Regions from separate parts of the Mus musculus genome. Here all the other regions are linked to region 3. The links are chromatin loops, found by intact Hi-C in ENCODE. Cell type or tissue: heart. All regions are shown on one strand.

Region 1 (8,000 bases), 590 kb after region 3:
AGATTTTACTGGAACAGGGACAAAGTATCAGGGACTACACTACAGACAAAACTAAAAACCCCCTCTTACCAGATTTAGGTTTTTACACCATATATGTTTCCTACTTAAAAATAAAGCATATAGACAGGTTTTAAAGATAATAAAGGTCACAGGGAGAACACTAGAATTCAGTGAGAGACTGAATTCTGTCTAGTTTTTGTATTTACCATTAACCAGGAGATGAGGATATGGCTCAGTGGTTAAGAGTACTGACTGTTCTTCCAGAGGTCCTGAGTTCAAATTCCAGCAACCACATGGTGGCTCACAACCATCTGTAATGAGATCTGATGCCCTCTTCTGGTATATCTAAAGACAGCTACAGTGAACTCACATACATTAAATAAATAATTCTTTAAAAGAGAGACAGACAGACAGACAGACAGAGACAGAGACAGAGAGAGAGAGCAGCACAGAAAAAGGAGGCAGTTTTACAGGGACAGTTATAGAGAGACAAGTTGAAGAAAGGACATGCTAGACACAGGTAAAGACAGAACGAGCCAGAGAATGAGAAGGAGCCAGAAGATTAGAACACATTGCCTGAGTTAGTTTGAGGTCAAGCAGAGCAATTCAAGAGAAGCTGAGGGAAGCCAGAGGCCAGGTTATGTGTGAAGAGGAGTTTGGAACCAGAACAACCGAGTTGAATCGGGCATCCAGGACTCAGAAAGAACAAGAAAGGGTGAGCTTGCTTTTCCAGCAGTAACTCTTGAGAGGCTGAAAACATTCTAGACCCCGGTAAGATTGTACAGAGGCTAGAAGCTTCCAGAACTGCGTCTAGGTTTGCTGAGGCAGTAAGCTTCGGAGACAACAGTTACCTCAGGCAAATAAAAGTTACTTTGACAGATGTTCTCTAAACATTAGTGTGACTGACATCCTAGTTTTAATTCTATTGCTGTGATGACAAATGCTCTGACTTAAAGAAGTAACTTCGAGGAGAAAGGGCTATTTTAGGTTGAAATTCCAAGTTACAGTCCATCTGGAGAGGAAAGTCAAGGCAGGCACTTAAGATAACCAATCAAACACACACATCACACTCACAATCGAGCGCTTGAAAGAGATGAACGCATGCTTCCAAGCCAGCTCAGTTTCTCCATCTCCCCAGCCCAGGATCCAGACTCAGGGAATGTGGCCAGTGCAGTGGCTGTTGTGAACAATCAGGACAACTGCCCACAAGGTTACTGATATAGGCATCTCTCACTGAGACTGGCTTCCCAAGGGACTATCAAGTTGACAATTAGAACCAACCGTCACAACTGCCAAGGTCACAGACAGGACTCTCGACTAGTTCTTATAAGTATCTAACTTTGAAATAGTTAACAAAATGTTCATTTTCTTGTACTGAGTGATTCTTTCAGAAATAAGATTCATTTCCCATTTTGCACTTAACATGGGCAATTTTTGATTCACTTTTCAGATAGAGATATTTAAGAGTAGCTAAAAGGTTAAACATTATAAAGATATTATTAAGTATGAAGGTACACTGCTGATGTTTTTAACACTTCTAAGGAGGAAACAAGATATAGTTGCTATAAATACTGATTCTGAGCACATTGCCTGGTTCATAAGCAATCCATCACTTCTTAGCCCTGTGGCCTTGGGCACATTTCTTCTGTGTGAATGGTAAATGTGGCTGTGTGTGTAAATGTGGGTGAAGGTATGTACATGCACAGCACCCATTGTGGAAGCCAGAGGACAACCTAAGGTGTCAGCCCTCGGGCACCTTTCACTTGTTTGTTTTAAGACAGGCTCTCCCATTGGTCTGAACTCTACCATATATATATATAGAGAGAGAGAGAGCAGTCTAGCTGGCCGATGACCTTCCAAGGACCCACCTCCTATTTTGCCAGTACTGTGATTAGACATGTGGCACCAGCCTGATGTTTTCTGTGGTTTCTAGAGATCTGAAGTCAAGACCTCATGCTGGTAAGGCAAGTGTTTTGCCACCCAAGTCCTTTCCTCCCAACATATCTACCTTCTTCCAGCCTCAGCTTACACGACCCTGTTATAAAGCAGTGCTAATAACATAGCTTTTAAAACTGTCAAACCACTGCTCTTTAGTATAAATATAACATCATAACAGGAGAACTAGAAGTCAGGGGCTGGAGAGATGGCTCAGTGGTTAAAAGAACCGACTGCTCTTCCGGAGGTCCTGAGTTCAAATCCCAACAACCACATGGTGGCTCACAACCATCTGTAATGGGATCCAATGCCTTCTTCTAGTGTTTGAAGACTGCTACAGTGTACTCATAAACAAAAAAAATAAATAATTCTTTAAAAAAAAACACTAGAAGCCAGTTTCAAAGAACAACACCGATATTACAAAGAAAAATATTTGGATATTTCAGAACTATCTCCACTACTAAGTCACTATGACTCCAAGAAACATAAAGAGGTTGCTATGGGAGAAAATACTTGATTATTTGGAAGACCCAAAATATGGTGTATTTGGCTTTTCAAGCCAGGGTCTCTCTGTGTGTGGCTTTGGCTGTCTTGGAACTCTGTAGAGCAGGCTGACCTTGAACTCACAGATGCTCCTGCTTCTGCCTCCCGAGTGCTACCACTGCCCAGCCCAAATATTTTCTTTCAGCTCTTACAATGATTTTAAACATGAGACTGCCGTCAGTTTCAAATTACTTAAGTATAAAAACCATTCTGTTTTAATTAGCTTTTGAAGCACAATAGAAAGGTACTGAGAATGTACCAACATGTGGTATTTGAAAGCAACGATCGTTGGTAGACTCCAGTAAAAGTATATCACTAAGCAAAGTAATCCTTAATAGGATCTTGTGATGTCCGCAACAGATTGTGTTTGAGTCAGCTCCTCTGAGACGCCTCAGATGGCTTTGAAGTACACAACTTCTCTTTTTCCTTTAACTATTAACCACAGCTTTACTTCCAATACTCAGGTATTTTCAAGCATTTGGCAGATGTAGCACATTAGGGGTTAAAGCAATCAATCCTGTAAGTGAGGCATGACATGCAGGAATTGTTTTTCTCTCCATGTCTGTTAGGAGGATGTTGCATAAATAAACAGACCCTCCATTATTTTGCAACGTGAGTCCAGTTCTTGATCTTCAGAGCAAATGCAGAACCACCTCACCCTACTTCTGAGGAGCAGTGGTGTGGAGACTCCCACTGTGTGCTGGGAGATACTCGCTCTGGCCTGGGGACTAGCTGATTAAACACAGCAGCCTGCTGGATTCCCTGGGATGCCCTTATTGCTAGTGGGAGAGCAAACCACGCTTTAGCTCCACAGTAAACTCTGCCTACAGATATTTCTGAGTCCCTCGGAAAAATATTACCTTCTCTCTTCAGTCTTTGAATCACTGCTGGAACCATTTTTAGAACATGAGGTTTGATCCGAGAGGTTCTGTAGACACATATGTAGGAGGGCAGTAAGCTCAAAATGCTTGCTGAATAAACACTTATAACCCATTACACAGTGGAGTGCATCACACTTATATTTACTGCTAACGCGTGTTTCCTTGAGTATCTGCTATCTGACATCTTTGGCTGACTTGTATCGAGAGCCATACTAACACCATGTTGTCTAAATCTCTGTATGAAGAAAGGCCAGAAGACTGTGACTGTGTGTGTAGGATAGAAAGAAAGAAAGAAAGAAAGAAAGAAAGAAAGAAAGAAAGAAAGGAAGGAAGGAAGGAAGGAAGGAAGGAAGGAAGGAAGGAAGGAAGGAAGGAAGGAAGGGGAGAAAGGGAAGAAAGGACAGAGACAGAGAATATCAGTAACCACTAAAAGTTATTAAATTTAATTTGATCATAATCACATCAGGATTTTAAAAACCCACCAAACTTGGATTGAGGGGAGCCTAATTTCATAGGTCTGAGACGAGTAGGTGCAGGAAACTAAGGATTGCAATTTATAGCCGTGTGACTCCCCCGCTGACATCCAATTTAGGCAAGCTATCTCCTCGCCTGTAAAGGGCGTTCAAGATAACTACCTCATAAAGTGGTTTTTAAAAACGTTTCAGTACAATAAAAACACTACAAGATACGTTCTTACTGTTCCCAGTCATTTAACATACACATACTCTGTGGGGGACATACTCTCTAAAGGGGCAGTGAAGAGACTCATGTGGGCTGGATTCACCCTCAAAGGTAGAAGAAATATCAGCACCCTTATTTTCATTGTAGGGGTACGGAGAACCTGGAAATGACTTCCATTGTTAGCCATGCACAGCGGAGGATCTGAGCGTGGGTGCTGGAATTTCCACGTTGTTGACATATGCATAGTTATAGGCAAGGGGGTAACTTAGTAAAGGAAAGATATAGGAGCCTGGGGTGCACCTTATCTCACCTGTGGCCTGACTCCCAGGTACAACAGGGGCTGAGAGAAAGCTTAAGATCTTTCACATACCCCACCCCCACGCTCATTCACTGAAGGCTTTTCGGGTGATGCGTCCCTTGTCAACAATCCCAAGTCTTTTTAGTGTTTCTAAATTAATCTCTGAAACTCCCATCTACATGGCTTCCTATCCTCCTGGCTCAAGTAGGTCACTCCTGATCTATGACACACCGCGTCAGTCACTAGGGTCCGTCCCAGTGCAGCCTCTCACTTTAATGGCCCTCTGGAGCTCCTTGGGCCTCCCTTTTCTTCTCCATCCTTTCTCCTCAGGACCTCGTCTATCCTTCTCTTTGGGGGTTCACAGACACAGCACCTCGAGATCCCAGAAACCCCGCTCTCCTCTGACCTAGAGAAAACGAAAGCCACTCCTGCCTTCGGCCACCAGGAGGAAGTCAGGCATGCGCAGTGGCCCTAGGCAGCAGCCTGGGGAAGCCAGGGTTGTCGAGCGCGGTCCGACTGAGCTGGCGGGCTCGCGGGGTCACGCGGGGCTGGAGGCCGCCTAGTACCTGATAGCGGCCGGTGAGCAGCTGGCTCCGCGAGGGCGTGCACAGCGGCTGCACGTAGTAGTTGTCCAGGACCACGCCGCCGGCCGCCAGCGCATCCAGGTGCGGCGTGCGGATGACCGAGCCGTGAAAACCCAAGTCGTTCCAGCCCAGGTCGTCCGCCAGCACGAAGACCACATGCGGAGGCTGGGTAGCTCCGGAGGCCCGGGCCGGCGACAGCAGCAGCAGCAGCAGCTGCAGCAGCAGCAGCAAGAGTGGCAGCTGCGGCCCGGGACCTCCAGGCCGGCTCCTGCCAGTGCACGGGCTAAGCTTGCCCATCCTTAGCAGCCTGCAGAGCCCGTGCTGCGGGCACCCCCGACAGAATCGGGAACTGAGCGGCCGGGCTCCCCAGCAAGATTTCATCCACCTGGGCGGGCCGCGGGCTGGGGAGGGCCGGCGTCCACGGCCTCCGCCTCCCGCGGGGGCCGGGGGAGGAGCCGCACAGAGCGCGCGGGCGAACTCAGCCGGTCCTTCCAAGGCCCAGAGGCCCGTTCTTTATTTTAGCCATGAACTCGAGAGCCACAAGTTCCAAAGCTGTTTCACAACCTTTATCTGATTAAATCTAGCCGCAAACTTGACAGCTAAGCACTATAGTTAGCGCTCCTTTTATCCCCAGAAGAAACCCTGTAATGGTTTGGACCATTACAGATGAGAGAAGAGAGGTGGTGCAGATGGTGTTTCAGATTCCTTTGTGCAGTGTGTACCCATGAAGCCACTTCCTTCCCATCATCAGTGGGCCAAACACATTCATTCTGTCTGCCCAGAATCTAAAATGAAATGGTGAAGTTTCATTTCAAGACATTCGGGGTATGCCCACCTAAGACTGTCTACTTGCTTACTCAATGTCTAGAGATGAGTGATAACTGTTAGGTGGAGAGAGAAAAAATGTGCGCTGCCTGAAGGACACACCCTCTCTGGCTGAGGCCGAGTCCGTGGGAGTTACTTTACAGCTTTAGAAGCTCTGGATGAATGATACCCTTGAAAAGTAATTATTGCTGATGTACTCAACTGACTTCCATGCGGTTGGCTGATGGGCGTTTGTGGTATTGTTCCTTATAACCAATTTTAATTTCTTATCGGTTTCTCACTAATAAATTAGATGAAATCACATGATGTATTCATTTCTGCATTTGTGATTTGTGTGAGAGTAAAAAAATTCTTTTGTGTGTGTGTGTGGTTTTTTTTTTTTTTTTTTTTTGAGACAGGGTTTCTCTGTGTAGCCCTGGCTGTCCTGGAACTCACTTTGTAAACCAGGCTAGCCTTGAACCCAGAAATCCGCCTGCCTCTGCCTCCCGAGTGCTGGGACTAAAGGTGTGTGCCACCACGCCCGGCCAAAATTTTCCTTTTTAAAAAAAGATTATCCTTGAATATATGTTTCCCTCTTAACATACATAAGAGTTTTCTTTGAAGTAGATAACTACTACTTATCCTTAGTAAAATATAGCCAGAAAGTTTTAAATTTTGGCATTTTTAAACCCAAAAACAATATCTTAGAAGAGTTGTTTGTTCGCTTTTGTGTTGGGGATAGTGTGGTCTCTGCATATTCTTCTACTCCATAATTGTTTTCTATAGTCCTCTCCTTTTTGTTTTTAAGCAGGTGCTTACTATGTACCCCAGGATAGCTCCTCCAGCTCTCTGTCCTCCTGCCTCTTCATCTCCCACTGACAGAACTGGGATTACAGTCCCAGGCCAAGGTCCAGGTTTTCCCTGCCCTTGATAAGCATCAAACAGCCTCCAGTAATACTGCTCCTGGAACTAAGCACCCACCAAAATCCCCGTGCCCTGCATTTCAACTGAGCATGTCAGCTGGGGGTGCCCTGGCAATGTGCAGGTGGGAAAAGTCTGATTTTCATCTGTATACTGAAGACCTATGGCATGCATACTGTGCGTGGTTCTTTTAAAAATCTCTCTACTGGTGTTCCTTTGGTGTTTCCTTTGGATTTCACTCAGGCAACAGCTTCGTACAAGAGTACAGGAAGGTGATGTGGGGTGATGCCTGGTACCTCAGACAGAGAGGAACAGTGTTGGTTTGCTCTTTTGTGGGACCCCTGTGTTACTGGCATCAGGTCTCCACTGCAGAGTTACCATCTCCCCCTTGTAATTACTAAGTAGTACTCAAACTTTTGCTTATTGGCTTTCATTTCTTGTGTGAATAGATTATAATTAGGATGGCTACCAATAGTGACCTTTTAGCGTCCTTTCTATGAGTTTCTGAGTTTCTTATGTATTTAGTTCATTGTGAACTCTTGGATTCTTGCTTTGATCAATATGCCATAATCCTTTAACATAATTGCACCCCCCCCAACACACATACACACACACACACACACACACACACACACACACACACACACACACACACACTTGAACAGGCTGAGTGACACTGCTTTATTAGAACACGGAGGGGCCCTACCTTTTCAAAGGGATGGAGACTGAGTGCATTTACCAGGGCTAGGAGACACACATGTACACACACATGCACACGTACTTGCACACGTACATGCACAGTGCAACCAGGAAGTTATAGCTAATTGGTTTAGTTTGATTGGGAGCAAGTGGGTTGTTCTCAGCATCTGGGCATACCGTTTCTCTCGGTGGCTCTGAAATGGTCGGGTAGAGCTAAGTCACTCTTTATGGCTTGGGGCTTTTGCCCGGTACAGCCTGGCCCAATGTCTCATGACACCAATATATCCCAACCCTAGAAGGGAAAAAAGAAAAAGAGGGAGACATCATGGTTTTAGGGAGGCTGCTTCTGGCTGAACTCAACATTGGCAGGGGCAGGTTGAGGGAGCTTCCAGATGGGATAAGACCTGGTAGTTTTCTGCTGTGAAGAATTCAGTGACCTTCCAGGATGTGAAAGTTGTAAGTCTTTGTTGGAAAGGCTTAGTGAGACGGCTGAAAGGCAGGGACCAAGGAGTAGGGTTAACATGATCATAAGGATTTAGGGTTAACATGATCATAAGGATTTATTGTTAACATGATCATAAGGATTTAGGGTTAACATGATCGTGCTGATTGGGCCTGCCAAGGGGTCAATCCACAGCTCCCAAGCAGTCAGGT
Region 2 (8,000 bases), 72 kb after region 3:
GAAGGAATTTCCAGAATGTCAGCAAAGAAGAGAAGCCCCAGATGAAACTGTGCCTCCTTCCCTCCCTCCCTCCCTCCTTCCCTCCCTCCCTTCCTCCCTCCCTCCGTCTCTCCCTCCCTTCCTCCCTCCTTCTCTCTTTTCTTCTTTCCTGTCTCCCCTCCCTTCTTTCTGCCCACTCTTGGTAGCATTGTGCCAGATGATGGAGAAGACACAATGATGAAAACATACAGTTCTTGCTTTCCAGGTGCTGTGGTCCAGTGGTGGGGGTGCAAAATGAAGATTTGGCTATGGTCAGGACAATAAATATCCTGAAAAGATTTTATGGAATTTGTAGGGGAAAGGAAGAATTAAACGAGGACGCTTCCTGGAGCAGAGATAGTACAGATAAGGAGCTGGACCTAAGATTTGATAAAGTCTATTCTCACTGATGATTGGTTGGCTTTTCTATCTGAAAATGGAAAAAGCAGATTCTTAAAAAAAAAAAAAAAAATTCCGGTATTGTGCCCACCCCTTTAATCCCGGTACTCAGAAGGCAGACAGATCTTTGAGTTGCAAGCCCATCCTGATCTACACAGTGATTCCAGGGCAGCCAGGGCTAAGTAATGAGACCTTATCCCCAAAAGCAAATAAAAGAACTGGAAAGATGGCTCAACTGTTAAGAGCACCTGCTAGAGGACCAGTTTTGTGGGAAAGCCACATGTGCCGTTGCAGGGTGGTGTTGGCTACCGCTGGCCACCACGCATACATAGGCAGTAAAGTTTTTTTGCCAAGATGAGGTTTTGAGAATTAACCAATCAGATGAGAGACATGTTAACCAATCAGATGTGAGACATGCAAATGAGGTGGTAAGCATAACCCATGCATAACCAATCCGGGTGTGAGACACACCTCTCCTAGGCCTATATAAGCAGCACCAGTTCTGGGCTTGGGGTCTCTTTGCCTCTGCAATCAAGCTCTCCCAATAAATGTGTGTAGAAGGATCCTGTTGCAGCATCGTTCTTGCTGGCAAGTCAGGGCGCGCGCGCAAGACAGTTTGGTCCCCAACACCCATATGGCAGCTCACAAACATCTCTAACTCCAGTGCCAGGGGAGCCTTTATGGGCACCAAGCACAAGTTCTTAGTATGGCGTACATATACATACATGCATGCAAGCACTCATACATATAAAACAAACAAACAAACAAATAAACAGCAATCCCAAAGCCAAACAGAAGTGCTTTATATATCATTTTTTAAACAATACCACTCCAGTTCTACACACCTAGTAAAAGTTGGGAATAAGGAGCCAGTGAGATGGCTCAGCAGGTGAATTTGCCTGCCTCGAAGGCTGATAACCTGAATTGAATCCTTGGAATTCATCTGATGGGAAAAGGGGAGCAAGGCCCGAATCGTCCTCTGACTTCCACTTGTGCACGTGCTTCCGGAGAGCAATGGGCGGTGGGGATGGCATACTCTTTCATTCTTTCTCTTATGCCAGGAGGTCTGAGAACAGCTTTCTGGAATATGGGTTCTGGGGATTGGACTCAGGTTGCTAGGCTTGTGTGGCAAGTACCTTTATCTGCTGAGGTGTCTCGATGGCTTCCACAGGCCCTCCTCTTGTATCTGGTAAACTGTGTTATCCACAACATCTAGAACACTGCTTACCTCTCAGTAGGGTTCAGGAAATACTTGTTAAACTGGGTGAGTGGTGCAAGCCAGTGATCCTAGCACTTAGAGGGCTCAGGAACCCAAGCCACCCCTTCCCAAAAGAAAGAAAGGTTAATTGGTGATGGGCTAGCCTTGGAAACTCAGATGGGAAAGGTGCTATGACCCAGGTCACAAATAGCTGAGACCCCAAACCAATTCTGAGTCATTTTTTGGCCTGCCCAATTCAGAAGGTAGAGCCTAGAAAAAGCAGCAGCCTGCTTCCCATCTCCCGATTCACTTCCTCCCCTACTAATGACCAGACTAAAGTGCATCCCTAAATGACTGGACCTGTCCTGATTCGAAAGGGTCAGGGTCTTTCCTGGACCTGTAATGTCTGGTTTCAGAACAACTAATGAATGAGTGAGGCCCTTCACAGACCACGCCACGAGTCTTGCAGTTTTCAAAATAATGCTGGAGAAACAGTTAATGTGGAGGGATTTCCATTAGGCCATGCTTTCAAGCCCCTCCCCCACTCTACCATCACCGTTCAAATAAAAAGTGACAATATTTCTGTGTCATGGTGAAGAAGCCCTAGGCAGTCTCCTTGGCAAGTACACAGCTTACTTAGTAACTTTGCACATGTCCCAGAGAGGAAAACAGGCTGGGGACATGGGTCATACCCTGTTTCTCCAGTGTCAGGACAGCAAGAGCTTAAGAAGGTTGGCAAGACTGAGGGATAGGTGTGGCATTAGAGTGTACGTAATAATGTTGAGAATACAAAGTTGGTAGGAGAAGACAAAACCACCACCACTAAACAAAGTCAAGCCGAATCCATGGATAGTTTCGGTTGTCAGTCTGACACACATAGAACCATTGGGAAGGAGGGGGCTTCATGAGGGATTGCCTGAGTAGTTTGGCCAATGGGCATGCTGCACAGGACTGGCTTGGTTATGTTAATTGATATAGGAAGAGCCAGACCCTCGTGGGCACCATCATTCCTTACATTTGAGTTAATAGCTGCTCCAAGTTCCTGTCTTGATGTACTGAAACAATAGACAACTTGAAATGTGAGCCGAATAGACCTCCTTTCTGTTGGGATTGCTTTCTGCCAGGGTATTTTAATGCCAGTACTAGGAAACAAAATCATAACAGCCCATAGTTATGTTTTGAACCTGTTTTAGGAATTTATACACAATAACATTTATATAAAGACCTTTTTAAAAATGAAGATGCAGGGTCCCTATTTGGGAACCCTAATGCAAACTCTTGGGGCTAGGAGACGCACAGGCCTGGGTGTCTGCCCAGGAACTCCGTGGGGTTGGAGCAGTGAGTGCATCTTTAGCTTAAAAAAAAAGAGAGAGCGAGAGAGAGTACAGTTGGAAATTTCCACCAGGCATTGCATGCTCAGCTGATCTCTATGGGCTTGGAACACAGAAGTTAAGTATAATAGTCTGAATACTTGAGTCATCTGGGGGATCCTTGGAAGGATTGAGAGCCCAAACAATGGGAATCAGCTGGATAAGGTCAGGTTCAGGAGAGATGAGACAACCCACAGAACAAGGGGCAGGGTAGGTACCCTCGCTGTTTGCACACGTTCAGCCAATATTTACCTGGATTTAAAGACATGCGGGGCACGTTTTACGCAGTTTTTCATACTTATTCTTTAGCCTCTAACACTCAGAGAGGTTAGCACAGGAGCACAAAGTAACTTTTGTAGTTGAGCTTGGATTTCAACAGGTGCTGAACCCTGAGTCAGAACCAGGTACAGGCAGCTGCCGAGGATCTGGGAGCAGAGCCCCCAATCTTAGATTCTTTCCACCTTGTGGTGATCACTGTTGGATGCCTACTTCCTAATTAGTTGGCTGCCTTAGAAGCAGCTGCTTTGTCATCCCAACCTGGATTCTACCAGACTACAGCACGTTGTGCGTGGGTGGGTGGGTGCGCTTTCACATTGGGGAAAGTTATTATTGCCTAGGTGACTTTGCCTAGCGCAAGGCCCTCAAAAAGCTATGGATAATTAAATCTGGGTTTTTCCAGTTCTTAGGTCCCTGCCAAATAAAAATAATTCTGGGTTCACCCAAGTGCCCTTCTGTTAAAAGTGGAAGGAAGGATAGAGTTGAGAAAGCCATGTCCTCTCAACAAGTTCCGGGTGGTGCAATGACTGATATGTCATTTACTGTAGTTTTCAATAATCATTCCCGGCACTTGGAAGAAAAAAGGCAAATATTAGGAGGTGTGTATTCTGCATCCAAATGCCTGAAAATAAACGTCAACAATTTCTCTTCCATTATCAGTAACTTGAGGGTCTGGGTCGATAGACTCTGCCACCTACTCGGCCGTCCCACGTGCCCCCACCCCCCATTATTTATGAGTGGGGAGGGAGGATGGGAGACAGAGGCTGCCCCCCCCCCCTCCCCGCAGTGAATGTTGCCTTTTCTTGGAGCAACTCCGGATCCTCAGCGCGAAGCCGCTTTCCGTGACTTCGCAGTAACCTGGGATCGGAGGACCGGCTGGGTTTCCCAGGTTGGGGTGTGTCGGGCAGCGATGTTTTAAGTTGCTTTAGGGTTCCTATCCTCTCTGGGGTCTGGAATCTTTGGTGTCTGCGGCGGATGTTTTCGCACCTCAGCTACTCGCTCTCCAAGTCTTGTCTCCCCCACCTGCCACGTGGGACCTGCGCGCACCGTCCTCCCCTACACAGGCCACCACCCCTTCCCCAAGCCGCACTAGGTGGGTCCACGGCCCGGGGCTTGGAACCTGCCCTCCGCCTGCGCTCGCCCTTCGGTCGGAGGCAGAGCCCGGAGCGCAGATCCAGGCGGGAAGGGACGGCCGGATGGCTGGGCGCCGCGGGCCTCCGCCGCACCGGGCATGCTCAGTGGCACGGCCGGCTCGGTGGCCCGCGAGCTGCACCCGGATCTGTGCGGCGGCGGCGGCGACGTGAGCGCGCAGGGGGGCGGCGGCCTCGCCTCGTCTGTGTCTCGGCGCCGGGCTCGGGTGGGTGACGCGCAGTGCCGGGGCAATGTCGGATTTTGACAGCAACCCGTTTGCGGATCCGGATCTCAACAACCCGTTCAAGGTGAGCGCCCGGCCGCGGCCCTGGCCCGCGTTGGGCGTCGCGGTGGCCGTGGAGGCCCTGTCGGGAGGGTCTCGGGACGCAGCGTCACCACTGGCCGCGCCACCAGCCAGGAGGCTCGCACCGGGCCGCGGACCGGCCGGACCGGGAGCCGGGTCCGGAGCGGAGCGGGGCATGTGTGGCCGCCACTAGTCCGGTCGGCACGGCGGGCCGCGGGGCGGGGGCCGGGAGGCCGGGGCGCCCGGGCTGGGGTTGTCATGGGGACCTGGCACCGGCGCTGCGTGCCGGTGACGGCCAAGGTGTGCGGGAGAGAGGCGCGGATACACGGACGCTGCGATAAAAGGATAAAGGGGTGTTTTTTATTATCAAAACTCGGTTGCTCCCAGAGCCACCAGTGGCGCTGCCAGAGGCCCCCTTCCCCACCGGGCCCAGTTTAGGGGAACGGGCATCAAACAGAAGTTAAAAATAAATAAACATCTGGAAACAATAGTGCACACGGGCATCTCCCCACCTAGCTGCTGTTAGGGAGGTGGACCCTGGGCCATTTTCCAAGCTGGGAGTGCGTCACCGGGGATCCGAGCTGTTTGAGGATTCCGTTCCTCACGTGAGTGAGCTCTTTCCTTCATGGAGTGGACCTGATCGGATCCCAAGCCTCAGAAGGGCTTGGCATAGAAATAAATGCCTAGGCAGGCCATTTAAATGTTAGGCATCTGCTCTAAAATTTAATGCCGCGTCCGAGAACTTTGCCTTGAAAAGTACTTTGGTTTTCTTAAAGACTGTGAGGCATAGCAAGGCAATTTCTTCCAACTGTTGGCTTGGTTAGTTCTTTCTTAATTGCTCTGACTGTGTGCAGCTCAAACTTTAATTTGTAGTCTCAAAGGTGAAGTAGGAACTAATTTGTGGGCACCCAAGTGCTGCTTCTGGCCTGTTGGGTTTACCTCTTTTTAGTCCTTTTGTGGCTTACCTGCAATATTGAAGCAAAAGGCACCCCTGTTCTGATGGTTTTAACCTCATGTCTTCATGAAGGATTCTTTTAATGAAGTTATCCCCCTTATACCTGACAGCTGGACTCATTTTGCAAAACTACAGAGAAAGCTGTTATGGTTGAGTTGACTGTAACTTTCAACACCTGGTCCTCCCGATCTATTCATTTGCTTTTTTGTTTTGGTTTTCATTGTTGTTTTGAGACAGGGTCTCACTAGGTAGTGTACCTGGCTTTGGAACTTTCTTTCCTTCTACCTCAGCCTGCCAAACTCTGTAATTGCAGATAAAAGGCTCAGGTACACTTTAAAGGGCGGTCCATGCTCCCTCAACCCCCTGAAGTTTTTGTTTCATTTACTATTGGACTCACTTCCATGTAGTGAAAATTGGATTATTCTGATATTATGGATATCCAAAAGAAACATTTCATAATTTGTCAAGTGAGTGTCATTTAAAAATAATTAGAGATGAAACATTAAGAGCCCATTAGTCTCTCCTAACTTAGATAATTCAGTGATGCTGTTTTTAAGCATCTAACCACAAGGCTGTTGGTTTTATATCTGGACATCCAGTTCACAGTTCCTTTCATATTAGTCTCTTGTTAGGGCAAGATCCTAGCTTCTTATCACAAATTGATATTTTGTAATATGTGATCTTACCATGACACCTCCCGTTTCTGCTGGGCATAAGGTTGCTGTGATAATTCTAAACACATATAGGTTTTAAGTATTAATCATGGAAGAAAATGATTAACATTTTCTGTTTCTGTAAGGAGATGCATTCAGGACAGTGATTATCCAAGTCCATAGAATGTTCTAAAGTCTGGATAATTTGTGTCTAAGGAGGTTTGGCTGAGTATTTGTACCGTGGTTCTCCACTTGTAGTGACTGTCACACCACAGACAGTGTCCCTGGCTTTATCTTTGCATTTGTAACTAGTTACCCTTCTGTCTCTCAAAGGAACCTTTATATCTACAGGAGGTTGTTTTCCTTCTGCTTCATTTTGGGTAGAAGTGACTTTTGAAATACTATTTCTTTTTCATGCCCTTGTTTACAAAGTTCCCAGGACTCTTACTGTTACTTTCTGGTCGATTTTCTTTTTAAATCTTGGTGTTGACATTTTGTTATCCATGCTCCATAGTTCATTCCTCCTTGGTGTTGGTTTGTGTATTTGTTTTTTGAGACTCTTGTAACAAAAGCTGGCCTTGAACTCCTGATCATTGGATTAGCGGCCTTCGTCAGCACACCTCAGGCCTCTGGGATGTTGTTTTCACCCGGCACTGTTGTGTTAGGAAACTTTTGTAAGCATCTTTATTTGAGCCCTGAAAATCATTCAGAATTGAATCTCCTAAGATGATCTAAGGCTTACTTGATTTTATTGCTTTGCTGCCTTCAGTTCCTGTGTCTTCTTTGAGCACCTGTTTTACCCCAGTGACTGTGGTAGGCCCAGTGAATGGCTTTATGACATTTCAGGGTCTTTTATTATGCATGAGGAAGTTGAAAGAACTAAAAAATCTATGGTAATTCAAAACAATATTAAATTTTGTGAAATTTATTTAAAAAAAACAACATTGTTTTTGAATTGTTAAAATGTGACTTTAAAGCCAGAAAAGGGATGTGCATAGAAATGCATGCCTAATCCCAGCACTCCGGATGTGGAGGCAGGAGGATTACCAAGTTTGAAGCCAGCATGGTTAATGTAGTGAGTTGTAGGCCTGCCAGAGCTAACATGGAGAGACCCTGTCTCCCAAAGTAGAATAAAATAAAAGTTTTTTTTTTTTTTGCATACTCAATGTGTAGCTTGGGAACAGTTGCTATATGTGCCTTACTCGGTTCAGTTTCCACGTAACCAACAGATATTGGAGCAGCATTCCTAATTTGGTGGATACTAGTCTAATTCAGAGGTCAGGCATGTCTGCAGGGTGAAAGCAGAGGCTAATATAGAGACTTCTGTAGTTGAGCAAAAGTTAAATGAGTAAGGGTAGAGGGAAGGACGCTTTTTCAGAGGGCGACATTAATAAGGGGCAAAGATATCTTTAGGCTTTCTAATATGTTTTTCTGACTTAATGTAATTGAATTAGATAAATAATGGAAGTAACATTTAAGACACCAGGAGAATCAGAATTGAGAGCTTGGCTACATCATGAGATATATTTGGTTAGGTCTGTGGATAGCGAGATGGCTTCTGTGTTTGGTGTTAGACTGTATGGTGGTCAGGTACCTAGTCCATTGTTGGTAGTTCCTTATAAGGTTGTTTGTTTTTAAAAATGTCTTACTGTGTGTGTATGTGAGAGAGAGAGAGAGAGAGTGTGTGTGTGTGTGT
Region 3 (8,000 bases):
TGAAATGTGTGTGCAAACGTAAGTGTGCGTGTGAATGTGAAAGGACAGGGGTCGAGAGGAAGGCAGAGAGAAGGGGGAGGGGGACGGGAGGGGAGGGGCAGGTGAGCACAGCAACGCTGTTTGGACTGAAGAGACAGCTCAGTGGTCAAGAGACCAGACTGATCTCCCAGAAGCGATTTCCAGTTTCATTTCCAGCACCATATTAGGCAGCTTACAACTACCTGTTGACACCAGTTCCAGGGAAATCTAATGCCTTCTTCTGGCCTCCGTGGGTACGATACAAACCCACACACCAACACAAGTAAGTAAAAAGTGAAAAACTAAAATAATAATTAGTGATTCTACATAAAAAGAGTGGTTCTCCTTACAAAGGCTGGGGCAAAAAAAAAAACCTGAAATGATCTTAAAGTAAACACAAAAGGAAAAGAAGCTCTTTCAGAGTAACTTTGAAAGTAGAGCAAAGGAACTGGGTGTGATAGGCCACACCTATAAATCCAAGCATGCAAGAGCCTAAGGCAGGGACTGCAAGTTTGAGGCCAGCCTGGGCTACATAGTAAGATCCTATCTCAAAAGACAAACGTTTTTTCTCTTTTTTTTTGTTTGTTTTTTTGTTTGTTTGTTTGTTTGTTTTTCGAGACAGGGTTTCTCTGTATAGCCCTGGCTGTCTTGGAACTCACTTTGTAGACCAGGCTGGCCTAGAACTCAGAAATCCGCCTGCCTCTGCCTCCCGAGTGCTGGGATTAAAGGCATGCGCCACCACGCCCGGCTAAGACAAACGTTTTTAACCGGCGCTCAGGAGAGATTAAGTGGCCACTTCCAGAACAGGAGTCTGCTGCTTCCTACACACTTAGCTCTATCAGGCTGCAGCTCAGTAGCCAGTGTTTCAACTCCTGAAAGCTTCAAGGTCATATAGTAGCTATGCAAGAGCCTAAGGCAGGGACTACAAGTTTGAGGCCAGCCTGGGCTACATAGTAAGATCCTATCTCAAAAGACAAACGTTTTTTCTCTCTCTTTTTTTTTTTTTTTTTTTTTTTTTTTTTCGAGACAGGGTTTCTCTGTATAGCCCTGGCTGTCTTGGAACTTTCAAGTTTTAAACTTTTGGTGAGCTGTATGCATTCCCTAAAAATAGCATTGATTTCAAGTAGTTAATAGCATATGCAAACAAACACATTAAAGAAAGAACAGAGATGATAATGTCTAGCTAGGTTCAAATTCTGACAGCTTTGTGACCTTGGGCAAATTAACCAACTGGACTCCAATTTCCTCACCCATAATGTGGAATCAGAGAAGCACCAGTAACAGCCCACTAAGGACGGAGGACCAGGGATGGAGCTCGGAGGCAGAGCACTTACCTAAGCAAAGCTCCAGCAATGTAGAAACACACTGCAGATGATAATTATGAATACCCATGCACAAGCATTCAATGTTAGCTCCTTGTAACTCAACTCTAACATCAACTGCACTAGAAAGCCATGCATTCTTCCCAAATCAGGCCCAAGCTTTTACATGATCTAAAAGAAAAGGAAAAAACACCTCAGATGCTTACGCGTCAGAAAGGCTGACTAAGTGTACCCCAAGTCACAGGCAAATTCAACAACTGAGACCTTCTACTGAGGGAAATGTGGAGTTACCAAAAACTCCTTGTTGGATCAATCAGTCACACAAATGCACACAAAGACAGAAGACATCTATTATGTTTTACACTTTCATATCCTGAAAATAATGAACACAAAGATAATTAATATGCTTTATACAAGATGTTAATCAATAGAGTCAAATCTTAATCTCAATTTCAGCTACTAGCACCTGGGAGGCAGAGGCAGGAGAATGGCAAGTTCCAGTTTGAGGCCAACCTGAGCTACAGAACAAGATTGTCTCTAACCACCTTCCCCACCAATTATTATTTTAGTTACACCTCTTAATATCCATAAAACTATCAACCAAGTTTCCTTACCTTAAGTGGGTAGAATCTAGTGATAGTCTATTATGTTTTACTATACTGCGTAACAATAAGAGAACAAAAATTTAAAAAGAATGTGTAATGGCATGGTGGTGTGTGCACTGGAGTAGCAGAGGCAGGAGGATTTCTCTGAGTTTCAGGCTAGCCTGCTCTACCTAGTGAGTTCCAGGCCAGCCAAGGTTACACAGTGAGACCCTGTCAGAAAGAAAAGGGAGGGGAACGACAAATAATCTAAGTTGTCATAATTCTGTACATTTATCCACAGCCCATCAACACGCCAAAATGTAAAACCCAAACTAAAACAGAACCCGCTAAGGATGTTTTCAATTCTTGGCGGTATTTGACGCGAACCATAAGTAACTTTTTACAAAAATCAGTATACACGGTTGGTGCTTATTTTTAAAATTCATACTATTTGTAAAGAACTAGAACTGGGTTTGGTTCACAACAACACTCTATTTAAATATTATCTCAGTGCTTCAGTGGGGGCGGGGAAGTACCCTGGTGCAAAGATCATCACATGAAAAACGCCAAAGGTGGTAGAAAAAATAAGTTTGTCATTTATACAAAACCCCCAAACCACCGCTTAGTCCCTACATTATAGGGTCCCAATAAGCAGCAGGCCCACTCCCCACTCCCTTCCCCAAATACCCTCGTCACCTTTAAATAAATGACTTTCTCGAGGTCTGATCCTGTAGACCTCAAATTCACTAGAAGTTCAAAATTCAAACTCCTGTGCGCAGCCCAGATCAACTCAGTCAACGGTTTGGGAAGTGGAACCTCGGCTCACCAACTGGTTTGCTTTTTCCCCCCCACACACACCAAAGTTTGAAGACCACAGGCGCCGCCTTGGGCGTCCCCAGACGTCCCCAACAAGCCCCGCACCCGGCGGGGCCACCCCCACCCACCCACCCACCGACCCACCGCAGCGGGGGCGGCAGGGAGGTTCCCCAGGAACCGAGAGCAGCCCGGGCGGCCGCCTCGCGTCCCGGCAGCGCTCCCGCACCCCGAACCCCGGTCCTCACTTCTTCCAATCGCTGCTGAAGAGGCCGAAGGCGCCCGAGGGAGAGATGGTCGAGGTGGCCTCCTGCCCGAGCTCCGCCGCCTCCCCTCCTCCCGACTGCTCGTTGTAGGCGAAACTGTTGCTAGACATCGCGGGCGGTGCTGGCCAGCAGGCGGGTGCGGGAGAGAGCGTGCGGGGTCCTCTACGGATGGCTGGCGTTCGGAGGACACCGAACCAAACTAGTTCTGGGGCGGAGGGGGCGCGCGCCGGCGCTTCCGGGCTCGTCACTGCTCCGGCTGACCGGGCGGCCCACCCCCTGCGCGTGCGCACTGTGTCCGTGCGGGCCCGCGCCTGCCGCTCCCGGTGCGCTAGATTGTCGCGCTCCGGGTGTTAGGGGCTGCCGGGAAGCTACACTCGGGACCCTTAACAGGAAGCTGGGGTTTTGCACCGGGTCAGCCGGAGAGTCGTGGGCACGTAAAGAACTGGATATGAGGCCCTTGGATGCGTTTTGGTGGAGGAGATCTCAGATCCTCCAGGGTTCGTTGCTTCTCTTCTGCTGTCCACTGATCGCTCCCCGATGGCTCCTGAAACGCGGTGCACAGGTCGGAAGAACTTGGCTTCAGCGGCCACAAGCTCTCAGCCCTCGAGGCTGGCTTCCGCCCCTCTCACAGCCAGAGTGGCCTGACGTTCTAGACGTGAAAGCTCCTCCTTCGGAGGAGGCTTTCAGGATCTGCGCGGAGGCGATCATCCGCCTGCAAGCTTTGCCTAAGTTTTTCCTGGGGCCCGAGGTTCTTACTTGAAGTTCGAGGCTTGCGTCCTGCCCGCAGTCAGCTGCCGCGAGCTAAGCCTGGGCCAGAAGCTGGAGTGCGCTCTCCTCCGAGCGCCGCCTGCTTCCACTCTTGGGCAAGTGGCTTTCCAACAACACCTAAGCAGCAAGATGGGATGGTTTCTGGCTGCAGAACTGCAACCCTTCTGTCCCGGGCAGCTTTCCAAGAGGACCCTCACCAGCCTCCCTGGTGACTACCGTTCCTTCGTTCCTCTTTCCCTACACATGCGGTCCAGAAAGGACTGAATACCTGCAGCCCTGCAGCAAATCACCAAAACCCAAGGGTAGCACCAGGCAAACACCAAGGTCCCACCAAGATTTCTCGACTTGACTGAAAGATTGCGTTGTCTCTCGGAAAACACGCTCCTCCTTAGTGCTAGGAGAGAGAGGAGCAATCAGCCTCCAAACTGACCAAACGTTGGCGGTTAATTAGCTTTTCAATACACCTATCCAGACAGTGTTCGAGCATCGCAAATATGTTTCTTCCCAGTGTTGATGATATTGATAGATTTGTAGAATCTCTCCTACGACTGACTGATCGATGGTGATGATACATAACAAGGTGTTATATGATGCTTAGCTTATACCCCAGACACTATACTAAGTGGTGTGCATGGATAAATTCATTTACTACGGGAAGACACTAGGCTTTGCTTATTTTGTCAAGTAATGACAATGTGAACACATCCTCAGTACAAAATATACCTGAGTATATAATTGTTTTTATTTTGGAATGTAAACGCTTTTACTAGATATTCTAAATTGCTCTCCTACCATTTACGTATGAGAGGGATTTCCTCACATTCTCATAATTTTGTCATAATGTGATATAGATTTTTGTGTTCTAATTAATTTTTATATTCATGTTGATAATGAATATGATTATCTTTCATGTGAGTTTTTTTTTCACATGGACATGTTAATCCAATTTATCTTGAATAGTTCATTTTCTTTTTATTATTATTTTATTAGGTATTTTCTTTTTTTTAAGATTTATTTATTTATTATATGTAAGTACACTGTAGCTGTCTTCAGACACTCCAAAAGAGGGCATCAGATTTCGTTACGGATGGTTGTGAGCCACCACATGGTTGCTGGGATTTGAACTTGGGACCTTTGGAAGAGCAGTCAGCACTCTTAACCACTGAGCCATCTCACCAGCCCAGATATTTTCTTTATTTACATTTCAAATGCTATCCCGAAAGTTCCCTATACCCCCCCAGAGGCCCCCCCCCCCCGTCCTGCTCCCCTACCCACCCACAATAGTTCATTTTCTTATGGAAAGGGTTTATTTTGTTTTTAGAGACAGGGTCTCACTCTGTAGTCCTGCCTGGCTTCGAACTTGCAATCCTCCTGCCTTAACTTTCCAATGTTGTGACTATAGCCACGCACCAGCACACCCCACTTGAAAAGGGCCCATTCTCAAGTTTCATTCTTTAAACAAGCTGCTTTATTTTCATTGGTTGTTTTGTTTTCATACAGACTCATGTAAACAGTTGACCTATACTTTGGAAAGTTGTTGGGGAAGTCTTGGTTTATTTTGTTTACCTTGTCCTTCGATGGTGTGGGGTATCAAGGCTGTATGATTCTCAAGAAACATTACTGAGTACTTATTTTCTTCCTCCTTCCTCGAATATTTTATATAAGATATAAAGCCTGTGTTCCTTAGAAAAACATAAAATTTTCTCTCTGTGTGTCTTAGTTTCTATGGCTTCGATGGAACACCATGACCAAAGCAAGGTGGGAAGGAAAGGGCTGATTTATTTGACTTATGCTTCCATATCACTGTCCATCATTGAAGGAAGTCAGGACAAGAACTCACACAGGAAGCTGGAGGCAGGAGCTGATACAGAGGCCATGGAGGAGTGCTGCTTACTGGCTTGCTCCCCATTGCTTGCTCTGCCTGCTTTCTTATGGAACGTAAGACCACCAGCCAGGCATGGCACCACCCACAAAAAATTAGGCCTACATCAATCACTACTTAAGAAAATGCCCCATACAGCAGCTGTTCTCAACCTGTGGGTCACAAGTCCTGCAGGTGTTGCTTATCAGATATTTACAAATATGATTCATAACAGTAGCAAATTTCAGTTATGAAGTAGTAACAAAATGATTTGATGATCGCGGTGTACTGGCTGGTTTTGTGTGTCAACTTGACACAGCTGGGGTTATCCCAGAGAAGGGAGCTTCAGTTGAGGAAATGCCTCCATGAGATCCAGCTGTAAGGCATTTTCTCAGTTAGTGATCAAGGGGGAAAGGCCCCTTGTGGGTGGGACCATCTGGGGGCTGGTAGTCTTGGTTCTTTAAGAGAGCAGGCTGAGCAAGCCAGGGGAAACAAGCCAGTAAAGAACATCCCTCCATGGCCTCTGCATCCACTCCTGCTTCCTGACCTGCTTAAGTTCTGGTCATGACTTACTTTGGTGATGAACAGCAACATGAAGTGTTGGCTGAATAAACCCTTTCCTCCCCATCTTGTTCTTGGTCATGATCTTTGTGCAGGAATAGAAACCCTGACTAAGACAGCATGCAAACTTTATTTTGCATAAGTTATAAACTTGAAAAAGCAGAAATCTGAATAAACTAACTATTAAGAAAAAAAAAAAAAACTTTAAAAATTCATCAAAAATCTGCCGCCAAATGTCCTAGGCCAGGGGAGAGTTGCAAAGAGGGCTCATCAGCTGACAGTACTTGCTGCATAGTTAAGGGGACCAGAGTTTGTATCCCAGCACCCATATCACAAGCCAAGTGTCCAGCACATGGCTATAGCACTGGTTCTGACCTAGGCAGAGGAAGGAATTGGGGCTTGCTGGTTTCAAACCTTGCTGAGAAAACCAAGCTCCAAGTTGGAAAAAGACCTTACCAAAAGAAACTAGGCAGAAAGTGATAAAGAAGAGCACCCACCTTCTTTTTCTGGGCCAGCCTGGTATACGGAGCAAGCACCACACCTTAAAACAAACACAACAAACAAACAGCCGGCAGTGTTGACACATGTTTTTAATCTCAGCATTCAGGAGGCAGAGGCAGGAGAATCTCTATGAGTTCAAGGCCAGCCTAGATGAGTTCCAGGATTATGTAAGACCACATTTCAAAATTAGATAGATAGATACATAGATAGATCAATAGATAGATAGATAGATAGATAGATAGATAGATAGATAGATAGATAGATATTTGAAGTGACCTTGTTTGAACATTAACTGCTTTAAGTGCTTGCTGGCATAAAGATTTTGCCTCTGTGAGAAAATACTAGCCCAGCTAAGTACAAATAGACGTAGATCCTAAAGTCAGCAGAGAACAAATAGCTATAAATCTTGAGGATGGATAGATAGATAGATAGATAGATAGATAGAAAGATAGAATTAAATAAATTTTGCCTCTATGGTAGAATGTCAGGAATGGTAGTGCACACCTCACCTATAATCTCAGCACTCAGAGACAGTGGTAAGAGAGTAGGAAGTTAGAAGCCAGCTATGTTACATAGTGAGAACGTGGTGATTGATGTTGATTGTCAAGTTGGCAGAACCCAGAGTCGCCTGAGAAGTGAGCTTCCAGGCATGCCTTTGAGGGATTATCTTAACTGCTTTAATTGAGACAGGAAGACTGTGGTTGGTGGTTCCATATCCTGAGTGAGATCCTGAACTATATCACTGGGAGACATCTGAACAGAAATGCTGAGCAATGGCACCCACTGACCACTCTATTTCCTCACTGAGAGTATCACATTACTGTCTTCTTCAAGCCCCTGCTTCCTTGACGTCCCCACTGTAACAGGCTTGTATTCTGGCACTGTGAGTCAAAGTATATCCTCCTCCCTTAAGCTTTTGTTGGGGCATTTTAACACAGCAACAGTGTTGGGGATTGGGTTTATTGCTTCTATTACATTAATTGTGTTGCAAAAAAATTCCTTAGAATTCAACATGTAAGACGCTGGAGGTCCCTGCCTCCAGTTGGTTATAATTGGTAAATAAAGTTGCCTGTGGCTAATAGCTGGTCAGAGACACAGAGACTTTAGTTTTCCCGGGTAAGGAAACCAAGACCTAAAAAGGGAAGTAGACACAATAAAGAAAACCCAAAGTGAGGCAATGCTGGAGATAGAAACCCAAGGAAAGAAATCTGGAACCATGGATGCGAGCATCAGCAACAGAATACAAGAGATGGAAGAGAGAATCTCAGGTGTAGAAGATTCCATAGAGAACATTCCATAGAGAACA

The links. Peaks named below come from ENCODE experiments on the same cell type or tissue, not always from the same donor. Only the 100,000 strongest peaks of a DNase experiment are listed, where the experiment ranks them.
Region 1: a loop joins it to region 3, with 5 times the contacts of the local background. A loop is called at or near these places in 3 of 42 quality-filtered maps.
Region 2: it touches region 3 in a loop (7-fold over the local background); 16 of 42 quality-filtered maps call a loop at or near these places.

The regions. Positions count from the first base shown.
Region 1 is chr13:93,768,997-93,776,996 of GRCm38, reverse strand. Arsb (arylsulfatase B) reads right to left here and starts at 5,318. Exons shown (of 8, transcript NM_009712.3): 1 at 4,905-5,318. The coding sequence starts at 5,219. In heart, a CTCF peak has its summit at 4,780 (motif pointing right); DNase peaks (open chromatin) are centred at 4,806 and 5,286; H3K4me3 peaks cover 1,819 bases; H3K27ac peaks cover 1,706 bases; H3K27me3 peaks cover 490 bases.
Region 2 is chr13:94,281,920-94,289,919 of GRCm38, reverse strand. Scamp1 (secretory carrier membrane protein 1) reads left to right here and starts at 4,639. Exons shown (of 9, transcript NM_029153.1): 1 at 4,639-4,700. The coding sequence starts at 4,644. Gm32089 (a long non-coding RNA gene) reads left to right here. Exons shown (of 4, transcript XR_382757.4): 4 at 1-472. In heart, no CTCF peak of the experiment used is centred here; DNase peaks (open chromatin) are centred at 4,469 and 5,239; H3K4me3 peaks cover 2,436 bases; H3K27ac peaks cover 2,031 bases.
Region 3 is chr13:94,354,217-94,362,216 of GRCm38, reverse strand. Ap3b1 (adaptor-related protein complex 3, beta 1 subunit) reads right to left here and starts at 3,257. Exons shown (of 27, transcript NM_009680.3): 1 at 2,986-3,257. The coding sequence starts at 3,113. It overlaps Gm9776 (predicted gene 9776), which reads left to right and starts at 3,294. Exons shown (of 1, transcript NR_045619.1): 1 at 3,294-5,470. In heart, no CTCF peak of the experiment used is centred here; a DNase peak (open chromatin) is centred at 3,256; H3K4me3 peaks cover 2,329 bases; H3K27ac peaks cover 1,705 bases.